3 separate regions of the Homo sapiens genome follow, and regions 2 and 3 are each linked to region 1. The links are chromatin loops, found by intact Hi-C in ENCODE. Cell type or tissue: GM12878. All regions are shown on one strand. Region 1 overlaps DOCK2 (dedicator of cytokinesis 2). Region 2 overlaps DOCK2 (dedicator of cytokinesis 2). Region 3 overlaps DOCK2 (dedicator of cytokinesis 2).

Region 1 (8,000 bases):
GGTAGAGCAGCAAGATCTCTCTCCTCATAGCACTCTGGTTTCTGCAGGCAGACAGAAAAGTCCACAGAGGGTGACAACACAGGTGCCACAATGGAGCAAGCACAAGCTGCTCCTTGGACCACAAGAGACATGGAGAAGAGGATTAGAGAAGGCTTCTCAGGAGAGTCACATTTAACCTGATTTCTGAGGGGAAGGTAGGATTTAGCTAGGCTAAGAGCAGAGGTGATGCATTCAGGCAGTGTGAACGGCACTCCGCCGCAGTGAGAAGTGAGAGGGTGCTGCACAAGTGAGGAACTGAAAGGATTTTAATGGAACCAGAGAATAGACAGTTCAAGTGGGATGGGAGAGACTGAAGCTGAAAGCGTAAACTCTGCGAAGTCAGTGTGGAAGCTCAGGTTTGAGACCTGCTCTACACCTGTGGCTCAGGGAAGCTCCCTGAGCTTCCACACTCAAAGCCTCCTGTTACACAGGAGAGAGTAACACAAAATGACTGGCGCTGGGATATCAGGGTGCACACATGGTTCTGAAAACACAGACAAGGAAGTCCCTAATTCTGCCTGGGGGCAGAGCGGAGGAGAAGGAAGTGGGAATGGAATTGAGAAAATCTCAGAAAGGAAGTGTTATCTGAGCTGAACTCCAAACGAGTTTAGGATTCTACCTGCAGAGAAAGATGAGAAATTGGAAGAGCATTCCAAGCAAGAGACACTGCACTAAGCAAAAGCAAAAGCCTCCCAACTGATGTCTAAGTTGTGAACAAAAACATCAAAACCTGGCCGGGCGCAGTGGCTCATGCCTGTAATCCCAGCACTTTGGGAGGTGGAGGTGGGCAGATCACTTAAGGTCAGGAGTTCGGGACCAGCCTGGCCAACATGGTAAAATGCCGTCTCTACTAAAAATACAAAAATTAGCTGGGAGCAGTGGCTGGCACCTGTAATCTCAGCTACTCAGCCAGCTGAGGCACAAGAATTGCTTGAGCCAGGAGGTGGAGGTTGCAGTCAGCTGAGATTGCGCCACTGCACTCCAGCCTGGGCAACAGAGTGAGACCTTATCTCAAAGAAAAAAAAAAAATCAGAACCCTTAAACCATTCATGACTGAGAGTACCTTGGTAGCCCCCCACCCAGGTTTAGCCAATAGACTCAAATACTTTTTTAAAAAAAGATGATTCTGAGAATTCCTTATGTCCACGATTCAGATGCAGCCAACACCTTTTCTTCTTGAGAATTAGGAGTCATCTTTACCCACTTTAAGACTGCTAAGCAGAGTAGCAAACAACGACTCTCCTTTTTCTTGAGGAATGAAACATAAAAACAAAAACCCTGTCTTAAGAGGGGAAAAACCAACTCTCTCTGGGTCTGGAGCAATATTAAATTTTATCAGTTACTCGGCAGCCAGCAAAGCACAGAACGAAGCAGTGTGAAACCGCCCTTCAAAGTAACTGGAGTTGACAACTAAACTTGCTCAGTGAGGGGGGAGAAAAGGAGTTAATAGAGGAAGAAGTCAGGCCTTTTATCCTTCACCTGAGCTGGTCCCTTTCATATGCTAAGAGACCAGGAGCAAGCTGGGTGAGGGAATTCAACACTATGATTAAAAAAAAATCAACAGCCAGGCTAAGGCAGACATCTCCCCCTGAGTCCTACCATGACACCCAGGGTTTCAAAGAATAAGGTTGGCTTGCTGCTCTGGGCTGTAATTACCCAAACAATGACAATCTATTGAAGACAAGCATCCTGTCCCATTCCCCAAACACACAGCGCCCCCCAAATGGAAGCTTGGCATCCTGCACTGTAATTGCTAAATTTCCACACGTGGTTCTACCCTGGGCAATGCCTCCAGTAGGTGGACATAGTCTCTATTCTTGGATGTTCCATGGAACATCAATGGGTTGTTCCATGATGCCAACTAAAAGCCAGTAAAAATGGCTATGCTCTTGTCAGCAGAGAAGGTCCAAACAACCAGGAGAAAAATCCAGAACATTTGCTCTGGGGGCCTTTTTTATTAGTTTTCATCTAAGTGTTCAATTTTGAGAAGTTGGTGCCTGTAGAAAGCAAACAGCACATTCTACAGTCTGGATTTTCAAAGTTGGATCTTTGCATATTCCATGTCCCTTCTATCCCATGAAGATGAATTCATGAGTACAAATTAATGTGTTTGAAATATTTGCCATTTTGTGGTTTATTAAATGCATATTGGAAGATGCTAGATTTTTTTTTTTTTTTTTTTTTTTTTTGAGACAGAGTCTTGCTCTGTCTCCCAGGCTGGATTGCAGTGCCATGATCTCGGCTCACTGCAAGCTCCACCTCCCAGATTCACGCCATTCTCCTGCCTCAGCCTCCAGAGTAGCTGGGACTACAGGCGCCCACCACCACGCCCAGCTAATTTTTTGTATTTTTTTAGTAGAGACGGGGTTTCACCGTATTAGCCAGGATGGTCTCGATCTCCTGACCTCGTGATCCGCCCGCCTCGGCCTCCCAAAGTGCTGGGATTACAGGCGTGAGCCACATGCACCCAGCCGGAAGATGCTAGATTTTATAGACTGGACAGGGTTCTTAAATTAAGAAGGTAAAGAACTGAGAATGAGCCCAGCTATTCCTCTATTTCCAGTGAATACTAAAGGAAAAAAAAAGACAGGTCATATTAGAGCAATGGTTTCTGAGCATGGCCTCTACATTGGTAGCATCAACAGCACCTGGGAACTTGCTAGAAAAATAAGTTACTGGACGCCAGGACCCCACCGTCCAGACTAATGATCAGAAACGTGTTTTAACAGCTCCTCCAGGTTACTGGGGGTGCCTGCTCAGGTTTGAGACCTGCTCAACACCTGTGGCTCTTCATGCTGGCTGACAGTTAGCATCACCTGGTAATCATCACCTTTTCATTGCAGTGCCCCACCCACCCCAGACCAATTCAGTCAGAATACTTGGGACAGGGGCCTAGGTATTACTGCTTTTGATGCAAGATTTTTCTTCTCAGTCGCTTTGCAAGCCGGGGACCCCCAGCCAGTGACGCCCTGCCCAGGTCTCACTCAGCCCATCCAGCTCACCAACTATGTTATAGCTTGTACCCATATTCAGCGGTTCCGGATCTCTTGTGCCGCACCCAAGAAGAATGAGGATACGTGGGGCATTGAAGGGTGAGGAGGGCGGAGAATAATTTTCTTGAGCAGTGAAAACGGCTTTCAGTGGGGGGGCGGGGGGATGGTGGGGGGTGGAGGTGGGGCACTGGTTCCCCTACCCCAAGATTGGAAAGTTGTCCCCTCCCCGTCCCTCCCCACACCTTGTGTGACTGGGTCTGGGGCCTTTTATAGACTCAGAATGGGGACTGCCGATTTGTTTGTTAGTACGCAAAAAAAGGTTAAAGGGAAGACACCACTCAAAGGTGGGCATGACAGTGTAGAAAACCAATTAGGAAAAGGTAAGTTTATGTAAAATAAGCGAAGGGTGGGGATCAATCAGAGGAAAGTGTGCCAAATGGTAGGACAAGTTCTCAATCCAGTCTGAGGATTTAACATACAGCTTGACTTTCAGGTTTTAAACTCTTCGGCTTGGAGATGGGGTTTCACCGGGGACCCACCCCATCTTCCTACCCATTTGGCTGACTCCTGCTAGTTTGACTTTTAAAAAGCTCCCCGGGTGGCTTGTAATCCCAGCACTTTGGGAGGCCAAGGCAGGAGGATCACTTGAGGCCAGGGGTTTGAGACCAGCCTGGGCAATATAGTGAAACCCCATCTCTACAAATTAATTAATTAATTAACTAATTAACCAAGTGTGGTGGCTGGTACCTATAGTTGTATCTACTCAGGAGGCAGAAGCAGAAACCTGGCTCAAAAAAAAAAAAAAAAAAACTCTCGAGGTGATATGACTATGCAGGCAATGAGGCAATGTTGAGAGCCGCTATATATTAGAACATGAGAAATTTAGGTACTTTTGGGCCTCTCATTTTCAGTTTAGCTCAAAGTAATCATGGCTACTGAATGCCTCCTATTCATTGAAGAAGCTTTTGAGAAAAGAAGAGAGATTTCCATCTTCATGAGCAGGAGAGGTGAGATGTGAAGCTCACCAAAAGCATCAAAATTTCTACCAAATTCAATGGTGATAACAGTATTTAATAACTCATCCAGCAAAGACAGTTGCTCACCCGGAGAAAGGGGTGGGTTAGTCCCCACAGTCAGAATTCATTATAAGAGCACTGCACTCAGAGGCGGTAAAGAGTGACACGCACCTCCCACACACCTCAAGTCCAGATGCCACAATCCCCCACGGGGAGCTCAGAGCCTCCCACTCACTTCTTGGCTTTGAAGCCCTAAGTATCGAGGGTGTGTAAGACAGCAAGCAGCCTCTTCTCACCAGTGTCTGATGTCAGGGAATGTGCAAAAGGGTGACAGCCTGTCAGGGTAGAGCTCTAGGGGGCCACTCCCCTGGGATGGGCAGAGCCTCAGCATCCTACTTCACAAATAACTGTGAACTGGGGCCATCTTTCCACCAAACCAGGAACTTGACAATTAGCACATTATAACTGGATCCCCCAAACTGGGGGCCACTGGCATATTCCCAAGGACCCACATTTTTTTCCCCATTTAAAGGGATCTGAGCATTACTAAAATGTAAAAAACACTGTGGATTGGCTTTTCAACAGAAAGAGGCAAATTTTTTTTTAAGACAGAGAGTCAGGGTCTGTTCTGTCACCTGGGCTGAAGTGCAGTGGCAAGATCATAGCTCATGGAAACCTTGAACTCCTGGGCTCAAGGAATCCCCTCACCTCAGCCTCTCAAGCAGCTAGGACTATAGGTACATGCCACCACACCCGGCAAATTTCTTTTCTTTTCTTTCCTTTTTTTTTTTTTTTTTGTAGAGACAGAGGTCTTGCAATGTTGCCCAGGCTGGTCTCAAACTCCTGGCCTCAAGTAATCCTCCTCCCTGGGCTACCCAAAATGCTGGGATCACAGGCATGATCAACCTCCCTGGCTGAGGCAACATTATATAGGATGTTACCACAGAAATAATAGACAAACCCTCATGTTTCTACACTATGAGTAAGACTGAAATCTCCCTTTAAAAAAACAATTTTTAAAAAGATCAAATAGCTAAGACTGGAACCAGCTCAACAGCTGGCTACTGAATGTCCTTATAGAAACATCATCACCCTAACATCATCATCTGAATGAATCTAGAATATCTAAGCTTTTGGTTATTATACTGTCTTTCCATTAAATGAGGTAGGAGTAGAAAGAAAAAGACCATGCCTTTGTATCCCCTATGCCTGTGATTACACAGAGTCTGAATCAGACTGACCTGTGTTTGAATTTTGACCCTGACATTTATTTGCTCTATTTATTTGGCCTTGAATGCTAATGAAGTCTATGAATTTCAGGTTTTTCATCTCTAAAATGGGAATAATAAGCCTTAGTATCTAGGATCAGGGTGAGCAGAGAGAATGCGCAGATTGCATTTAGCACAGTGCCTAGAAACCAACAAATAGAGATATGATCATTAATTATTCACCACTGAACACTAGCTGAAGCTTCACCTCCTTTGTGTAGGCTTCCTTGACAAAAATGCTTACGCGCACGCGCGCGCGCACACACACACACACACACACACACACACACACACACACACACACACACTTTGTAGCTCTTGTACCCCAAATATGCATCTAGATTTTAGTCGTTATATATTGGGGATAGGTTTTCTTGTTCCCAGTGCCTAGCGCACACCGGGTATGTCATATGTATTAATATTTCTGCATGAATGAATGAAGCAAGCTATGCATATGTAGTAATAAGACAAGAAGCGGCTTAATTGGGATGGTAAGTGTAGAAAGGAAGAGACAGGAGAAGACAGTATGCAAGGAAATTGATCATAATGGTTGACTATGGATCTGACCAGTAAAGGAACATTGCTCTGCAGAGTTTTCGAATTACAGTCAATAATAGACACAGTTCATTCAGAAAGCTCTTCTCTGAGGATGTTCTAGGGAGGAGAGAGAAAGGGGCAATGCTCACACAAATGCTTAGAAAAAAATGTATTGGTTGTTTGGGTCTATGTAGTCCTCTGAAGCCAGTCCCATCTAAGGACTGAATACCTCCTGGACATTACTCAAGGACAAAGAGGAGCTGCCAGAGGAACCTGGGTCAGATCCAGCACCCTCCTTCCATCTTCCAATGCTTAAGAATTCCAGGCCTGGGTCTAATCACTACCTCTCAGTCTTCACCACCCCATCTGGCTTATCTTCTGCAGATTCAGCCCTTTGGAAGCCCTCCACTTACTCCCACTGAGACTTTCCTTTGGTTTCCGTCCCCAGCTAATCTCTGAATGACGTCTACAAAATACACAGTAACTTCACGGCCACAGGCATCTCCCTACCACCATCCTACTCCACACCCTATCTCTGGAATCTGAGCCCCAGCAATCTGCTCATCCAGGAAGAGGCTTAATCATTTTTGTCATTTCAGAAGGTAACTGAAGAAACAAAACCGAAGTAAATCAGCTAAGAAAGCAGACACGAGAGTTTTCTTGCTGTCTAGGCATAGGAAACTCCTCCTCCCACCCCTGCAAACTAGGGCGTGAGTACGTGGACAAGCCATCTTAAAAGGCTGCAATAATGTCTATACCCACATTCTGAGAAAGCCTGGCCAACAAGACACACAGAGACAAAATGCTAACATGATTAACTCCAGTCCCCTAGCCATCCTTCACAGCAATGGGGGTTAGTCACAGGAAAAGTAGGCCTGCTGAGCAAGCCGTTGACTTTTATCTTTAGACTCCAGCTGCTATCCATCAGTATCAATATTTCACAATGTAATCAACTTAGCCCTAGTCTGAGTCCAGGATATCTACATCATCAGGAGGACTCACCGCATCCTGGTAGCTAAGGACTTCCAAGATGCTGTTGAGCAATTCAACGCAGTACTTCCTCTCCAGGACCTGGTGTTGCATGTCATCCTTCTGCTCCAGCAGCTCCTTCAGCTCTTTGGTGATGACAGGAAGCAGAATGTCCCGGCATTCTGGAATAAAGACAGTTCAGAGTAGTGTAGAATTCCTCATTTTTTAGTTTCTTTTCTTTCATATATGCATACAATGTTTCATTAAATAAATAGTTCATGAAGACATTCTCCTTGTAAAAAATTAAAATATTAAAGATTAGGTTAAGATTTCCTGAGAACATCATTCACAATTCTAGTCCCTTTTCTAACCCTTCCTACCCAGAGGCAACCAGTTATTTTATTCTGTATATTCTAGTATGTTCTATATATTTTATATATACACATACATATAAAAATGTGCCATATGAAATATCTAGTGTTATTTTAACTTTGCATTTCATTTAAGTCTATTACTGTCACTATAAACTTCCAAGACCCTTTTATACAATTTTACTTATGTGTTTATCAGTATAAAACATATAGTTATTTTGGCTTTGTTTCCATTTTATACAAGGGGACCATGATGTATATATTACTCTGAACCTTGATTTTTTTTCACTCACTAATATTTCTTGGAGCACTTTCTGTATTATCACATTTAGGGACCAACTTAGTTATTTTTAACTGTTTTATAGTACTCCTTATCATGGATGTATTTTTCTATTCAGCCATACCTGTACTACTGAACATTCTTCTCTGGTACAGACAGTACAAAATGAACAACCTTCCACTTGCATCCTTCTGCACATTGCTTTCATTTACCAGCATGGCCAACGTGGCGAAAACCTGTCTCTACTAGAAATACTAAAATTAGTTGGGCATGGTGACATGCGCCTGTAATCCCAGCTCTTTGGGAGGCTGAGGCAGGAGAATCACTTGAACCCAGGAAATGGAGGTTGCAGTGAGCTGAGATGGTGCCACTGCACTCCAGCCTGGGTAACAGAGTGAGACTGCATCTCAAAAAAAGAAAGAAAGAAATTAAAACTTTTGCAGAGAAGGGTATGTCTCTTGACATTGCTGTTTCAGGGAAATTTCTGGAAGGTTCTGAAGCCCTTCGCAGCTTTGTCTCCATATTTC
Region 2 (8,000 bases), 85 kb after region 1:
GATGCTGAAGGCAATTAGAGAAAGGGCAATCACGTCTGGCCCTGGGTGAGGTAAGCTAGACTGGAGGCGTCGCTGAGCTGCGAACCATGCTCCTGAGATGCCCTTGTTAATGTGGTGGCAGCTCCAGTGCAGGCCAGTGGAACTGTGCACACCAGGGCAGGCTTTCTCGGCTCTCGGGGGTAGGGAGCAGGATGAAGCTTCCAGGTGCTGAAGCTCCCATCAGGACACAGAGTGCAATTTTTCTCTCCCCAACCAGTGACTTGTTCCCAAGGAGTGTGAGCTCACCTGGCCTGCCCTGTGTCAACTTTTCTTTATTCATTCCCTGGGGATGAAGACAAAGTCACATTTGCCTGAATAGCTTCACTATAACAGCAAGGATGCCTTTCCTGACCACTCCTGCTCCAGCTCATCTTGTTGTTGTTGTTTGCAGAATTCCTACTGCACTTAGGGATGTTACCATGCTTCCTAGCACTGAAACCCAAGGAGCCATGTGCCTCTCAGCAGCCCCTAATGTCACTCAGTACGTCAGCCCCTCCAGTCAGAGTCGCCCTCCCTCAGGACAGCCCCTCAACATGGCCAGCCAGACTTCACATTTGCATGGCCCAGAAAAATGATCAGGTTCTCACATTTGCTTCATCAGATGAGGCAGAGTGCAAAGCCTCACTCTGCTATATTTCTTAGCTGTGTGATCATTGAGCTTGACTCTAAGCCTCAGTCTCCTTCTTTGTGAAAGGGGGCTAGAAATGGTGTCCAATTTCATACTTAATGAGTGCTTACTACATTCTAGTTGCTTTAGTGTACCACAGAGTACAAAACAGTCAAAGGTTCCTGTACTGATGGATCTGACATTCCAGCAAGGAAGGGACAGTCAACAAAAGCATGATTACTATATAGTATGCCATGTTTAGTTCTATGGGGAGAAAAAGACATCAAAAGGAAGAGAGAAATCAGCAGTGCTCGGGACAGGGGTTGCAATTTTAAATAGGGTAGTGAAAGAGAGGTTTGAGCAAAGATATAAAAATGGTGAGGGAGTTAACAAATGGATCTGGGGAAGGGTGCAAAGGTCTTCAAGGAAGGAAGGAGCTTGAGCCACAGCAAGTCCAGTGTGGTTGGCACAAAGTGAGTGAGGAGTAGCAGGAGATAAAGTCAGAAAATGGGGTCCTCCGTAGAATTTTTGTGAAGACTGCTGAAGATGATAAGTGAATAACCATGTATACTGGCTATGTGACCAGCACTGTGCTAAGTAAGTACCTTACATCCATTGGGCTCACTTAGTCTGTACACCAACCCTGTATGGTAGGTACTATTATGACCGTGTTACATATGAGGAAATTGAGCTTTAGGCAGATTAAATAATTTGTCCAAGGTTGTAAATGCTAGTAAATGTAATGGCAAGATTCCAACTCAGAATTCACACCCAAGCAGACTTGGCTTTGGAGACTGTGCCTTTCACCTCTGAGCTGGCAGTTTCTCATAAGCAAATGAGCTGGAGCTGGGGCTGGTGAAGGAGGAGTTTGTGGAAGCAGGAGATCAGGGTTAAATGGAGATGGGGAAGGAAGCAAGACCCAAATAAGCAGGTCTGTAATAAGAGCAGAAGGCAGGATGCAAAGAAAAGCAGGCATAGCAAGCAGGGGCCAGAGACCCGGGCACCACAGCTGCTCTGGCCAGAGGGGCCTGATCACACTCACAGAGGAAATAAGAGCAACACACAGAATCAGGACCACCCAGTGAGGGCTAGCAGTAGACCAGCGTGAATTCCTGGGGCCAGGAGAGTACCACATTGTGGTCCTCAAAAAGCACAGACACCTGGTAAAAGTTATCCCTGCCTCCAGAGAAATAAACTGTAAGAAATGTTTAGGATAGTATGAGTAGTAAGTCAAATTTTAAGCTTGAATCAAGACCCTGGAATTTCTTCTTAATAATTTAAATCTGAGTTTTTGAAAAAAGCACCCTTGCTGTTTCTCCTAAGTGAAAACATGATACCAGCTAACATTTATTAAATTTATGAAATAAGTACCAGATATTGCATGGAGCACTTTGTACCCATAATCTCATTTCATCATTGAAACACAATGAACTGGTTTATCCCCATTTATAGATGAGGATGCTGAGGCTCAGAGAGGCTGATTCAATCACTAACCCAGGTACTTATAGAGGCAGAGATACCACTATACCCATTGTCTGTCCTGCATGAACATCTCCTCATAACTCTTACTCCATGCTGCCCCTTGCACTCTAGCCTGGGGCAGCATGAGGATCTGTGAGGAGCAGAGACAAGTGGGAGCAACTCCTGTTGCAGCACAGTGTTCTGGTTCCTCTCCCTTTTAGAGAGTTATCCTAACTCTGCAGTCTGATTCTCTGTGCCTGCCAGTAGGACAGGGAGCTGCTTAGTGTCCATCACATGGAACAGGGAAGCATGGTCTGCTCCAAACTTTGTGTAATTCCACAAGCTCAGAAACCTTGGGCATCTGCACAGCTGGTTGTCTGAGCTTCAGGATTAAAGGCACTGCAAGGGGCTTTGTAAAGAAGCTGAATCGTAGAAGATTATCACTTCAACTCTTTCTGAATGTTCCTTACAATGCTCAATACCTCCCAGGAGCTCAGTCATTCTACAAAAGCCTAGTGGATATTGGACATATTTATGGCCACCAGCATCTTTCAGACACACTTCCTATAATTTAGGAATTACTCATAAGACTGCCTCCCTGTGGCAGAAGCTAGAACCTGCTCTGCCAGCTTCCTTTGCAGCTACAGCACTGGCATGTGCCTAATCAGAGACACTTGATCCAGACTTTGACTCAGGAGCTAGTGACACAAGAAGCGAGGGACAAGGAACTCACTCTCTTCTTTCTTTGGCTATAGATAAAAATGAATCCTTCTGAACAATATAGTAAAATAAAAATTCCACCCCTTCTCCACAACGACTCTTCTTTCCTTACCCAACTATACGTTGCATACTGACACAGGAAAATCCTTAGCCCTTGCAAGTGTTCCTGGGCAGGATGTGCAAAAAATAATGGCAAGGGAACAAATAATGGGAGCTAGATCCGCTGCAGTTATGCAAGCAGGGAAAGAGAATAAAGGATTCACAGGAAACAGACACACAATACCAGATACAATTAGCCCCAAACCAATAATTCAATTCTGATTTCCCAACAGCTGGGTTAGACATCTCAAAGCATTGAAACTTCTGTTTTCTAGTTTCCCACAGAAGATGCCCCCTCGTATGGAGAAATACCCCAATAGCTTCCCAATGCCCTAGAGACTCCACTGGAGAGCAGATCATTGCTAAAGATTCTAAAAAGAACAAGACACAAAACCTACCTTCTCCTAGCATGAGGTCCTAGACCGTCTTTGCAGGTCAGCCTACATTTCTGTTCATGAGGAAGGATTCAAGATTAGGCTTGGGTTGCTTTAGAGACCTCTCCTGACCAAATGTCAGTGATGTGCTGCTATTCTAGGGATACAGCAAGGAATAACAGATCACCCTGCTCCTGAATAAGCCAAAAGTCACTTAGCATTTACGTCACAGCAGCACTGAATTTACACCAGTTAAAGAGTTAGGGGTTCTGCAAGATTATATGCCTTGAGGCAGAGAAGAGCAAAACAAATGCACAAATGTATTTTGTCCCAGTAGATGGAAAACACAAAAACTAACAGACGTAAGACATGAGAGAGTTATACTGGCTGGGCGCAGTGGCTCACGCCTGTAATCCCAGCACTTTGGGAGGCCGAGGTGGGCAGATCACGAGATCAGGAGATCAAGACCATCCTGGCCAACATGGTGAAACCCCGTCTCTACTAAAAAATTAGCTGGGTGTGGTGATGCGTGCCTGTAATCCCAACTACTTGGGAGGCTGAGGCAGGAGAATCAGTTGAAGGTGGGAGGCGGAGATCGCAGTGAGCCATGATTGTGCCATTGCCCTCTAGCCGTGATTGCGCCATTGCTCTAGTGACAGAGCAAGACTCTGTCTCAAAATTAATAAATAAATAAGAGAGTTATCTTAACAGAAGCTCTGCAGTCTCATCTCCATGTGCCTTCCAGTAGGAAGGGGAGCCGCTCAGTGTCCATCTCATGGAACAGGGAAGCTCAGCCTGCTCCAAACTCTGTATAATTCCACAAGCTCAGAACCCTTGAGGATTAGCGCAGCTGGTTGTCTGAGCTTCAGGCACTGCAAGAGGCTTTGTAAAGAAGCTCAATCCTTGAAAATGGAAGGAAAAAATGGAAGGAAGGAAGGAAGAAAGGGAGGGAGGAAGGGATGGAAAAGGAAAGAAATATAGGAGAGAGGAGAAGCAATAAAATAAATACACCAAAAGGAAGAACTGAAAAGGTCTGAGAAGTAGAAAAGACATATTCTACTTATACATAAAACATTCTCACTTGGAAGATGGGATAAGATATCCTTGACTTTTAAGCTGTAACTGCAATGTCTGAATTCTTGAACTCCTCCAAGAAAATCACTCTTAGATTCACTGGAGTCTCATTGGTTTTCCCAAATCACTGAGAAGTATCTCTCAAACCTAGAATACCCGACTCAGACTTGACTAAATGACAAGCCAGAGGAATCTGAAACAGACACTTCACTTTCAGAATGACCTAAGTGCATTTGTTCTGTCGCATGGTTCAAGACACTCACATCTTTCTATTCATAACCTGAAATCTCAAAGAATGTGTTAAGAGAATCCCAAATGATTGCCTGTTTCAGATGCACTGTCAAATATAAAGCTTTAGCAGCCCATCCATTGTCATGATCACAATCACAATGATGGTCTTTTTTTTTTTTTTAAGAGTCAGAGTCTTGCTTTGTTGCCCAGGCTAATTCAAGTTTCTTTTGAGAACTCATCTCTAAAATAACAAGTCCACACCATAAGTGGCTGACCTGGCTATGACTCCAGTAATGCACACATGACCACAACTATACAAGACCCAAAACAGTTCTTGGCATAGGGTTTTGCTAGGACAACAAGGAACATAGAGTTGCTTCCACTGGTAGAATGTAAACTTGAGGATTCTAGCAGCCTCTGCGTCGGAAAACTTGCCTTATAAGACAATCAACAAAAAGAAAGCAGAGTCCAGATCTAGACAGACAGAGACTATCCCAATAACGCTGAGCATCTGGACTCAGCCATGCCTGAGGCCGACTACACCCTTGGTTTTTCAATGATGTGAAATAAAGTCTCATTTCTCCCTAAGTCAGTTTCAGTTGCGTGTTCTTTGTTTGCACTAAGAATCCAGACAATACTTTCCTTGAATGTTTTTCTTATTTTCCATCACACACAACCAACCTGATTACACACAAACAATCCTCTACCTAACTTTGCCCTATGGCCAAGATGAACATGAATTGTTCTTCTATAAATTGCATTTGAATACCTTCCTCTCCAAAGCCCTTCAAAAAGGCAGCTGGCCTCTGTGATACTGACCATCAAAATCTTCTAAGGTACTCTAATACATCAGCTCACTTTTTGGCTACTAGGATCTCAAGGACAGACAGGTCAACTGCAAATACCAGCTTATTGGCCATGTACAACCTACAAGAGCCAAGTAAATGTCAGACTCCCTGAGTTCTGCCCTTCCTGCTCCCAGGCCCTCTAACATTGGATATAGATTGCTGGAAAATGTTCACCATATTTCAAATCAAATGAAGAATGTTAGATGAAACACAGAAGAGCCTCAAATCACATTTACTGGTTAAACATAACTCTGCAACCTGTTAAGATTTCTTTTTTTTCCCAAATGAACTTAGAGGGTACAATTATTACATATTCATTACTCTCTAGGTTGGATTCTTGAGCTGTTTTTGATCGACAGCTGGTTATAATTTTTTAAACGAGTTTCTCCTACAGTAAAAATACTGTTGTATCCCAGAGGAATTGCAGAGCTAATCAATCACTCTTACATAACAAGTACTCACTGTGAAAATAATGTCCTCGACCGAACAATGAACTTGAACACATATTCCAAAGCCTTCAGCGTTCTTAGGATTGGCTCACATTGCTCCCCTCTGCTGGAGGTATCCAAGTAAGTCTTCAGCACTGTCATCAATTTCCTGAATAAGGGATAATATTTTCAAAATACATCTCTTTCATCATGGTAATTAGTTTGCTCAGTAAATTATAAGGCATTCAATCAAAGGTTAAAGGTGGTAGTAGAGCCAAGCTCACTTACTCATTTGTAAGCATAAAGATAACTCTGCATAAAAATTATATTTATTACAGGGAATTAATAAGTATTTCCTGCTCATAAAAAGCCAGCAAAGAAAAAGATAGGGAGGAAAAAAAAATCTTTTGACTAGGAGAACTAGTCACAATCAGGCTACAAGTGGGAATAATGGGGAATAATGGTGGCAATAATGTCTTTTTTTTCAACTTTTTCTTTCTATAGAACATGCTCTTGTAATATCACAGAACTCTAAGTTTGCTTAGGAACTTTCTATGTTTCTTCTTTACCATAGGGCAGACTTCAAATTACTTGGCCTGACTTTCAAGGCCCCTTCACAAACTGGTCCCCACCAAACTCCCTGTGGCATCATCTCCTATCTCTCACCCTCTCCCTACACCCAAACCAGACTGAGCTACTTGGCATGTGCACTTTCTTCTGTGTAGCTCCCCCGCTGTTTTTGTTTTGTTTTGTTTTGTTTTGTTTTTGAGATGAGTCTTACTGTCACCCAGGCTGGAGTGCAGTGGTGTGATCTCTGCACAATGCAATCTCCACCTCCAGGGTTCAAGTGATTCTCCTGCCTCAGCCTCCCGAGTAGCTGGGATTACAGGCTCCCACCACCATGCTCAGCTAATTTTTGTATTTTTAGTAGAGACAGGGTTTCACCATGTTGGCCAGGCTGGTCTCCAACTCCTGACCTCAGGTGATCCACCTATCTCAGCCTCCCAAAGTCCTGGGATTACAGGCGTGAGCCACCACACCTGGTCTTCTCTGTAGCCTTTAAGTCCTGGTGTCCACTCAAGAAATGAGAGCACGCTAGCTGAATGGATGAATGAGCACTTCCAGGTACCACTGCAACCATAAGGCATTCATCCAAACCTATGGGTATTCCACATTTTTAATGATATCCAAATAACCCAAGCATAGGTTAGATTTTGTTAGAGAATGGAGAGCTCACACAGATGAGTCACAAAAGAAAATTACTCAAGTTCCTGTGCCCTAGGCATCCTGGCAGGGCAAGAGGGTGGTAGAGAAGAAGTTCCCATGTGCACAATTACTTACTTGTAAGCCAAGGTCGCACTGAAATGCTGTTGGATGTAAGCCTCCAGAACGGTGTTGAAATGCTGAAATTTCCGGTCTGCAATGAGTCCTATTATGTAAATCTGAGGAAGATGCAAGGCAGCAGTATTTTCAGGGCAAACCCAGGGCAGGAAGCCATCTTTACCTGGCATAATTCAACCCCCATTAAAATCCTTTGCCCAGGAATTAGCTCACTAATACATAATGAGTTCTCTTTATTAAGGTAGCATCTTCCCAAAGAAAATGTTTCATGAAGTGTGCTGTGGGGTGTTATAAGATGAAAAGGATTTCATGGTCAAATAGGTTTTGAGAAATGTCAGGTTATCATTATTAGACTTTCTTATTGCAAAACTTTTTAGAATCTTTAATATACTTATGTACATTGTGAATCTCTAAAAGGGTCATGCAACATTCAACACTTCCCTAAATTAATTAATCAAAGTATATATTTGTCATGAAACATCTTTTCTGAGAGCTAGCATTCTAGGGTACTCTCTGGGGAAGCACTTGATTAAGCCACAGTTGTCTCTCAGTAACCTCTTTAAAAATGCAAATATCCATGACACAAGGGGTTAACACTTAAAAACTTTGTTGGGCACTGATTCCCTAATGCAGATGTTTCTTGTGTTTATTTTGACATAACACTGAGAAAATCTGAGTCGAGATAGGGAGAGGACAAAAAGACCATAGGGGAGGACTAAAAGAAGGAAGATCTGGATGGTACAGCATCATGAAAAGTTCTGGGTGGGTAGGAGAAATG
Region 3 (8,000 bases), 58 kb after region 1:
AGCAGAAAGTGTTTTTATTGCTCCTTTCCTCTGAACTACTGGCTTTCAATTCTCCGTGGTCTTGGTGAGCTGCTGCCACGCCGACTCAGAACAATAAGAAAAACCACAGAAAGCAACTCACAAAAGCTGGGTGAGCATTAGAGATGGGCAATAACTTGCTTAGGTTTCAGAGTTAACAGTGGACACAGCTGAGATTTGAACCAGATCTGCTCTACTCACAATTAAATTGGTCACAAAAGAGGGTTTCCAACATAAGCCGCTACCCAGCTGGATGTGAAAAGTTTGAACCAGGAACATCAACCACGGGCATTCATATCCTCTGCACCCAGCCAGCACTTATGGCTGATGTTACTAATAGCTCACACCCCATGCAGGCTCAGAATCAAGACTCCGGTCACCTCGTACTATTTCACTAGCTGAAACTTTCCCATGCATGTTTTCATACAGTCACTTCTTGTGGGTTTATTCTCTTAAGAATGTATATTTATATTTCTTGATCTAACTGAATAACTGAACATCCTAACACTATTTAGTCTTGTGTAACAAAATTAGGAACACAAATGCCCGCCTTCTGAATCCTCACTAGTAAAATACCCAAAAAGCTTCTGTTTTATGATGAAGTAAAGGAGGAAGAGGTATAAATGATTAAAAAATGATTTAAACCAAACTATGTAACAGGCTTTATACTTCAGGTTTCACATATATTACTTTATTTCACCCCCTCAATAATCCCCTAAATTACACATTTGGCCTTCCATGTTACAGAGGATAAACTGAGGCCGAGAAAGCTGAAACGATGTGCCTAAGGCTACATGTCCACATCTCTCTGGTCAAAAGCCAAAGCTCCCTCTCCTGCAGCAAATCTCAAAGTCTATAGAAGAGTCCTTGTGTGGGATTTGCTGACATCACATGGGCTTGACACCTCTGCCCTCATCATTAAGTTCTCTTCATATGGTACTGCTCTCCATATTAGAATGTAACTTTAAATTCTTCTTCGATAACTTTTCAATAGCTATGTAAATAGGTGGAAAGCATCATTGGTTTTATGAAAATCCCTGAGGCTAAATTTGACCCTTAGAGCAAATTGAAAAAGAGATGAAGCCCCTTTCTATGTCTCTGGAGTGGAAATCTATGAGAACAAACCAACAAACCTGGCCCAAATTATAAGGAAAGCAAGGTATTTCTAACACAGCTACCCAGACAAGAACCACCTGGGTAAAAAGACTTATGCCAAAACCATAATAATCATATTAGTTCACTGCATTTGCATAGCATTTTATAATTTGTTCTTTTGCAGACAATGTTTATTTGATCCTCACCCACACAATGAAATCTTATAGATGAGGAAACTGAGGCATTGAGAAGTTAAGTGACCAATGTAAGGTCATGCAGCTGATAAAGAAGGGCATTCCTATTGACCAGGTGTCTTGAGAGCGGCAAATGCTCACTTGTTCCTCTTTGCTTCCTTTTTTTCTCCTTCTTTCTTTCCCTGCCTTCTTACTGTCTCTCTCCCTTTGTTCCTTCCCCAAATATATGTGTAGCCCATCGTAGGGAAACAGGTGCTGAAATTAGAAAGAGTAGCTCCAAAATTACCTATTCCCTCTTCCATTCTTCTCTCCATGGCACCTCAACTTCTTTGGGGCATCAGCGCCTTTCTCCTCTGGGATGAGAAACTGGCTTTATCTATTGGCTCATCATTTCTGCTCTTTCACACTTCAGCTTCCTTGGAGCTGATTTCACACCTGATTCAACCCTATAGCCTCTCTCATGGCAATTGGTCATCCTTGGCTCTCTCCAGATATCCCAACACTGTGTGGCTACTCACTAGAAGCTCAGTTGCTTCCAGTGTGATACAGATGCAGTGGCTGGCTGGGGCTCCTGCCGCATCTCCTCATGCTGTCCCCTGCTCCTGTTATCCCCTTAGTCAGAGAATGATGAAGGGGTTAGGAATATGAGGAATACATTTTTTGTTTGTTTGCTTTTTAACCAGGAGGGGGTAAGGGAAAAATAAAAACTAGAAGACTGCAGTCCCAACTAATCCATAGGAAGACATCCATCCCCAGCAGGGACTAAAGAAACAGTATAAAGAACAGGCTAATGCCGTGGTAGTGAGTATGGTCTTTAGAGCCAGGCAGGAACAGATATGAATCTGAGCCATCCCACTTCTCAGCAATGGTGCCTGGAGGAAGCTGTTTCAACTGTCTGAGCTTCAATTCCCTCATCAATAAAATAGAAACCTTAAGACGTATCCCTAGTGTTATACATTAATTAATTCAACAGATATCTATTAAGCATCAACTAATAAATGATTATTAGTTGAAGACACACTAATCATTGTGTTTTCAACACTCAGAATAATCCTAATATTAGGATTAGAGAACTCATATGATTATTATGGTTTTGGCATAAGTCTTTTTACCCAGGTTCTTCTTGTCCGGGTAGCTGTGTTAGAAATGCCTTGTTTTCCTTGTGATTTGGGCCAGATTATGCTGGTTTCTTCCCATAGATTTCCACCTCAGAGACATAGAAAGGGGCTTCATCTCTTTTTCAATTTGCTCTAAGGGCCAAATTTAGCCTCAGGGATTTTCATAAAACCAATGATGCTTTCCACCTATGTGTATGGCTGTTGAAAAGTTATCAAAGAAGAATTTAAAGTTATGTTCAAATATGGAAAGCAGTACCATGTGAAGAGAACTTAGTGATGAGGGCAGAGGGGTGAAGCCCATGTGATGTCAGCAAATCCCACACAAGGACTCTTCTATAGACTTTGAGATTTGCTGCAGGAGAAGGAGCTTTGGCTTTTGACCAGAGAGATGTGGGCATGTAGCCTTAGGCACATCGTTTCAGCTTTCTGAGCCTCAGTTTATCCTTTTATAACATGGCAGGCCTAATGTGTAATTTAGAGGATTTTTGAGAGGGTGAAATAAAGTAATATATGTGAAGCATGAAATATAAAGCCTGTTACATAGTTTGGTTTAAATCATTTTTAATCATTTATACCTCTTCCTCCTCTATCTCATCATAAAACAGAAGCTTTTTGGGTATTTTACTAGTGGATTCTAGAGGAGGGTATTTATGTTCCTAACCTTGTTACATAAGACCAAATAGTGTTAGGACCTTCAGTTATTCAGTTAGATCAAGAAATACAGATACACATTCTGAGGAGAATAAATTTTAGAATTATCAGGATTATTCTGAGTGTTGAAGACACATATGAATAAGATAGTTGCCTTCCCCAACACACAGGTTTCCACTGTTTGTTAAATTAAAGGAAGCCATCAGCAGAGTGGTTCTCAAACTTTGCTTCACAGTAAAATCACCTGGGGAATTTTTTAAATCCCCTGGCCTGGGTCACACTCCATACCAATTAAATTAGAAAGTCGGGTGGTTGTAACCAGGCATCAGAATTTATTAAAGATCCCCACACAATTCTAACGTGCACAGTCTGGACCCATAGCATGAGAAGCAAACATTCCCCAGGCTGACTTCCACCTCTGCTTCCTCACCTTCATTCTAGCTAAACACTAGTACGTCATTAATTCTAACCAGTGCCTGGGCATCTCAGGCATAATGGATCTTTAAATTAGCATCTAAAAGAATAATATTGATTTAAAAAAAAAAAGCAGCAGCAATCTGCATTAACTCATTGATTTAGATAAATGTGTTTGGGCTTCGTTTATTCACAGCACATCAGGCACTCCCAGCTTCCCCCACCCGCACCCCCAGTGCCTGCAAGTGCATTCTGTGAAAGTTCTGAAGTCTCCCTGAAACAGCCTCTTCATTCAGACTCTTAGCTGCTCAACTCCTTCCCAAACACAGGGATAGGCCTCACAGTTTCTCAAAGATTTGCAGTCTTCACAGATTAGCATCGTGGACCACACATGAGAGGACTCATTCTCTCCAAAGCACCTCTTGTTTATTGAGGAGCCCTCTTTAATCCCAAAAGGGTCCCTGACTTTATGTTGTCGAGAATTAAACTCAGTTTAAGAGACTGCTACCATGAACTGTTCTCTCCATTGGAAGTGGATCCGGTTTGACTAATTTCCTTCTAGGTAACAAAAATTTCAGAGCTATTTTAAAAGAAGGCACTGCTAGCTTCATGGGTAACAAACAATAAATACGTTTTCTCTTGTCCTGAGGAGCCCTTGGTCTTTAACCTAGTGGCCAGCCCAGGCCTTCACTGGATACAAGTTTGCATATTTAAGTAAAAGAAGATATTATCTTAGCATGCTGTTATTTACTGGATGGCCAAGGAGAAGATAGATTTTATTGTAGCATAAACCAACCTGCAAAAGGATGGTAGTTTTGTATTGACTTTTCATCAGATTGTTGATGGATTCAAAGAGCCGTCTCATGGATTCTTCAAACTCCATCTGTTCTTTGCCTTCATAAAGCCTGAAACAAGATACATCTGGGTCATTTCTCAAGCTAACAGACAATACTTTTAAAAGTGTGTACTAGGCACAAACTTCATTTAAAATTTAAAACAAAAAGGAGTGGGAGGTGGGGACTTCAAGGAGGAGAGGATTCTGCAGATGCTGCGTGCATCATTCTCTCAAGGGAAAAGCCTCATATCCACCATACCCAACAGAAACCCACCAACTAACAGGGCATACACCTTCTGCCGTATTTTTTTAAACCCCAAGGAAACCCCAAAGGAAGGAAATTTGTCTGAGCTGAGGAGACATTAATAATTTCACCCTTCTGCAAGAATCAGAGGAAAGATTGTGATCATCAGATTTTCAAAGTAACTTGGAAATATCAAGGAGAAATATTTTCAAATGCACTGCCATTTCCGCCACCCATTGTCTGTTTGTCGGATGAGCCCCAACAACCTGTTTTATGTCAGGGGCCATTGCTTTCCCTTCCTTCATTTCAGGAGTTAACTTATTACCTTAAGCCTTTGTTTCTCTGATTATAAAATCCCTACACTGTAAAACATGTAAACCTAACTGAAATACATAACTTAGAAGGTGAGACTCCTCATTAATCCAACCAGGGAGGTTAGCTATTGTCAAAGTTTTAATGGGTATCCTTCTAGGGACTTTCAATGCCTATAATAATATACAAGTGTAAAATTGCATAGAACCAGTCCCTCATGTAAAACCAGTCTCCAGGTACCTGCCTGTTATCAACCCCTTCCCCCAGCCTTAGGAGTGTTGCTCTGCTCAAGGCTTCTCCAAACAAATGTTTATCACCAACCGTGAAATATCCGCAGCCTAATCTGTGGCATCCAGTGTGAAATGCACAGAAGAGTGCTCCTGTCTCCAATTCAGATAAAGAGAGTCTCTCCTGTCACAGCCCTACACGCTCAAAAAGCTCCTCAGTGTGCCCGGGCCTTGGCAAAGGTGCTTTCCTAGATAAAGCACTGACACACTTAACAGGTTTGTTTGCTCCTCAACCACAGAGCAGGCCAGCCAGTCACAGCCCCCTCAGCACTGTCTCTGCAAAATCCCCATCCTTCCCCTCACCCTTCTTTCCCGTCTTTCTACTTCATTTCTGTGGCTTTAAGTGTGTGCCTCTTCTGTTTATCTTCTTGAGTGTCAATCACTCTCTTTCTCTCCTTGGGTTTCTATGTCTTTATATCTAGTTCTCTCCCCACCCTCCCCCTGACTTCATCACTCTCTTTCTGTCTTAGTCACTCTCTGTCTCTCTTTCTTTCCTTCTTTTTCTAACTAACCCCCTCTCTAAAGCCCTCCTGAAGTCAGAAGCATAAGTGAAGTCAGTGCTGAATGTTCCCGTTGGTTATGGGGACTCAGCAATTGCTGCTGACCTTCTGGGTCCAGCTCAAGGTCACAGAGACAAGGAGTGTTGAAGTGGCTACGTGCCTAGGGCTCCTCATTCTCTTCCTCTCCCTAGTTCCATAGCTCCCTCTGCTAACTCACCCCCACCCCGGCTTTTACACAGCTCACTCCTGAGCCTTCTTGTTCTGCCACCAGAGATAACTGCCACAGCATATATATTCTAGAGTCAATCTGCTTTGGGTTCAAATCCCCACTGCCCGGCAGGCACTTTATTACAAACAACAGCAAACATTACAGAGCACTGCTCTGCTCCAGGCACCTTCCTGGATGCCTGTGAAATCACTCACTCCTCACAACCACAGCATGAGGCAGGCACTAGTATCACACCCACTTTACAAATTAATGAAGCTCACGCAACATGCCAGAAAACACCAGGCCAGTGAGTGTCAGAGCCAGAATTCAAAACTGGCCATCAGCTCCTGAGCCCAGCCTCTCAGTCTCTTTGCACACTGCTTTGCTCTACACTTTACTGCCCCCTTAATTCCCACAAGCCTTGGGCAAAGTGTAAACCATAACAGTACTGTGTCAGAGGATTGCGAGGATCAACCCACATGGGAAGTTCTCAGCATGGGTGCCTGGCCCCAGCAGATGTTAGCGCCTGCCGTACTGTTGTCAGTTGGAAGAGTAGCATGATTATCATTGCTCTCATCCCCACTTCACAGATAAGGAAACAGAAAAACTCTCAAGAGGTTGAAACTTGCCCAAATGTCATCAAAGTAGAAAAGATGGGACCAGAGTACCCTGTCCTTGACCTGGCTGAAAAGAGAGGATCCTAATCCAGCATGGTGGTGGTCAGCCTCCCCATGAGATCACACTGTTTGTCTTTCTTTGTGCCCACAGCCACCAGCAATCCCTAATGGACTGTCCACTCATCATGCCTTTTGCCTTGAAGTCTGTTACTCTTCCATGAGGCACAGCTGCCTGAAAACGCTGAATGAATTCCATCACCATGGCTGCTACTGGTCTAGAGTATTGAACCTGCCCACTGTGTCTCCCACCCACATTTAACATCCCGACCTGGCTTCCCAATCATTTACAGACACATGGGCTCTTTCTGTAGGGTGTACCTGTGTGTGTGGTGGGGAGTTCTGCCCAGGTCCTCCTGGGAACCACCTGCTCCTCCAACAAGGCTGGGCTCCAGCAACACTTTCCTGCTGGTTGGCCTGTCCAATCCTACCCTCCATAACTGAATGGCCCCCTGGCAGTTCTCCTTCTGGAATTTGTCATTTTTAAGAAAGAAACATAAAAACAGGCTTTTTTGGAGTGATCTTAATGGCAGCACTCCAGGGGGAAGGGTCATGAGCTCCTGCTGAAGAGATCCCTGAGGCTGTCCTGGTTCCCAACTTCTCTGTGTCTCATTATTTAACTTTTTTTTTTTTGATTTTATGAGCTGCACAAATATCTTTAAAATAAACTCTCCTTTTTGCCTAGACTAGCCCTGGCTGGTTTTGTTGCAAACCCTCACTAGTCAGAACTTGGCAGAGTAGAGCCAGCTTCTTCCTGCAGCTCCCCTGAGTTTGAAACCAAGAGCTGCTGGGAAGTCCGGTGAGCATTTAGTTCTTGCTCTTATTGTACAGATGAAGAGACTCAGGGCCAGAGAGGGCAAGTGACTTGGCTTCACCATCTTATAAATATTATGTGACTGAACTGGAAGGAAAAAAGATTTTTAGTCTGTAAGACTAAACCAAGGCTCTGCTCAACTTTAAATTTTGTAGGAAACTAAATTTGATTTTCACGAGAAAGAGAGCAGTGATCTGCTCTAGGTCACAGACTGTGCCAATGATATAGCTTGAACCAGAACCTGGTATTCTTCTTCTATGTTCTCAGCATCTAACAGGGGAAGGCAGATAACACAAATCCCAGGAAGCCATGATTAGGGGCCTCCACTCCAGTGGGAATCCAATCTGCTCCTTGCTATTCATGTCACAAGTTAAGGGTCTTGACACCACACTTGAGTCCAGGGATGAAAATATATCCTGCACCTGCCTAAGTCTTATAAAGGATAAAAAAACAATTCTAGGAGGAAAATGGGGGAAAAGTACATATATATATATAATAATATAAATCTTAAATTTATAATTTAAATATAAGTTTATACAAATTTAAATATAAATCATAAATTATATATTATCTATATGTCTTAAAATATAAATATATATATCTAAAATATATATACATATTTTAAAATATTTACTT

The links. Peaks named below come from ENCODE experiments on the same cell type or tissue, not always from the same donor. Only the 100,000 strongest peaks of a DNase experiment are listed, where the experiment ranks them.
Region 2: it touches region 1 in a loop (8-fold over the local background); 2 of 110 quality-filtered maps call a loop at or near these places.
Region 3: a loop joins it to region 1, with 8 times the contacts of the local background. A loop is called at or near these places in 2 of 110 quality-filtered maps.

The regions. Positions count from the first base shown.
Region 1 is chr5:169,802,062-169,810,061 of GRCh38, reverse strand. It overlaps DOCK2 (dedicator of cytokinesis 2), which reads right to left. Exons shown (of 52, transcript NM_004946.3): 26 at 6,856-7,004. Among named protein-coding and RNA genes, the nearest start is that of DOCK2, 170 kb to the right of the region's middle. RefSeq lists enhancers at 1,300-1,877, 4,512-4,561, 4,692-4,741. In GM12878, no CTCF peak of the experiment used is centred here; a DNase peak (open chromatin) is centred at 4,301; H3K4me3 peaks cover 883 bases; H3K27ac peaks cover 4,889 bases.
Region 2 is chr5:169,716,707-169,724,706 of GRCh38, reverse strand. It overlaps DOCK2 (dedicator of cytokinesis 2), which reads right to left. Exons shown (of 52, transcript NM_004946.3): 21 at 7,223-7,323; 22 at 5,916-6,050. Among named protein-coding and RNA genes, the nearest start is that of DOCK2, 83 kb to the right of the region's middle. RefSeq lists an enhancer at 4,757-5,056. In GM12878, no CTCF peak of the experiment used is centred here; a DNase peak (open chromatin) is centred at 4,616; H3K4me3 peaks cover 740 bases; H3K27ac peaks cover 2,154 bases.
Region 3 is chr5:169,743,791-169,751,790 of GRCh38, reverse strand. DOCK2 (dedicator of cytokinesis 2) reads right to left here. Exons shown (of 52, transcript NM_004946.3): 23 at 4,287-4,395. Among named protein-coding and RNA genes, the nearest start is that of DOCK2, 110 kb to the right of the region's middle. In GM12878, no CTCF peak of the experiment used is centred here; DNase peaks (open chromatin) are centred at 3,364 and 5,505; H3K27ac peaks cover 2,783 bases.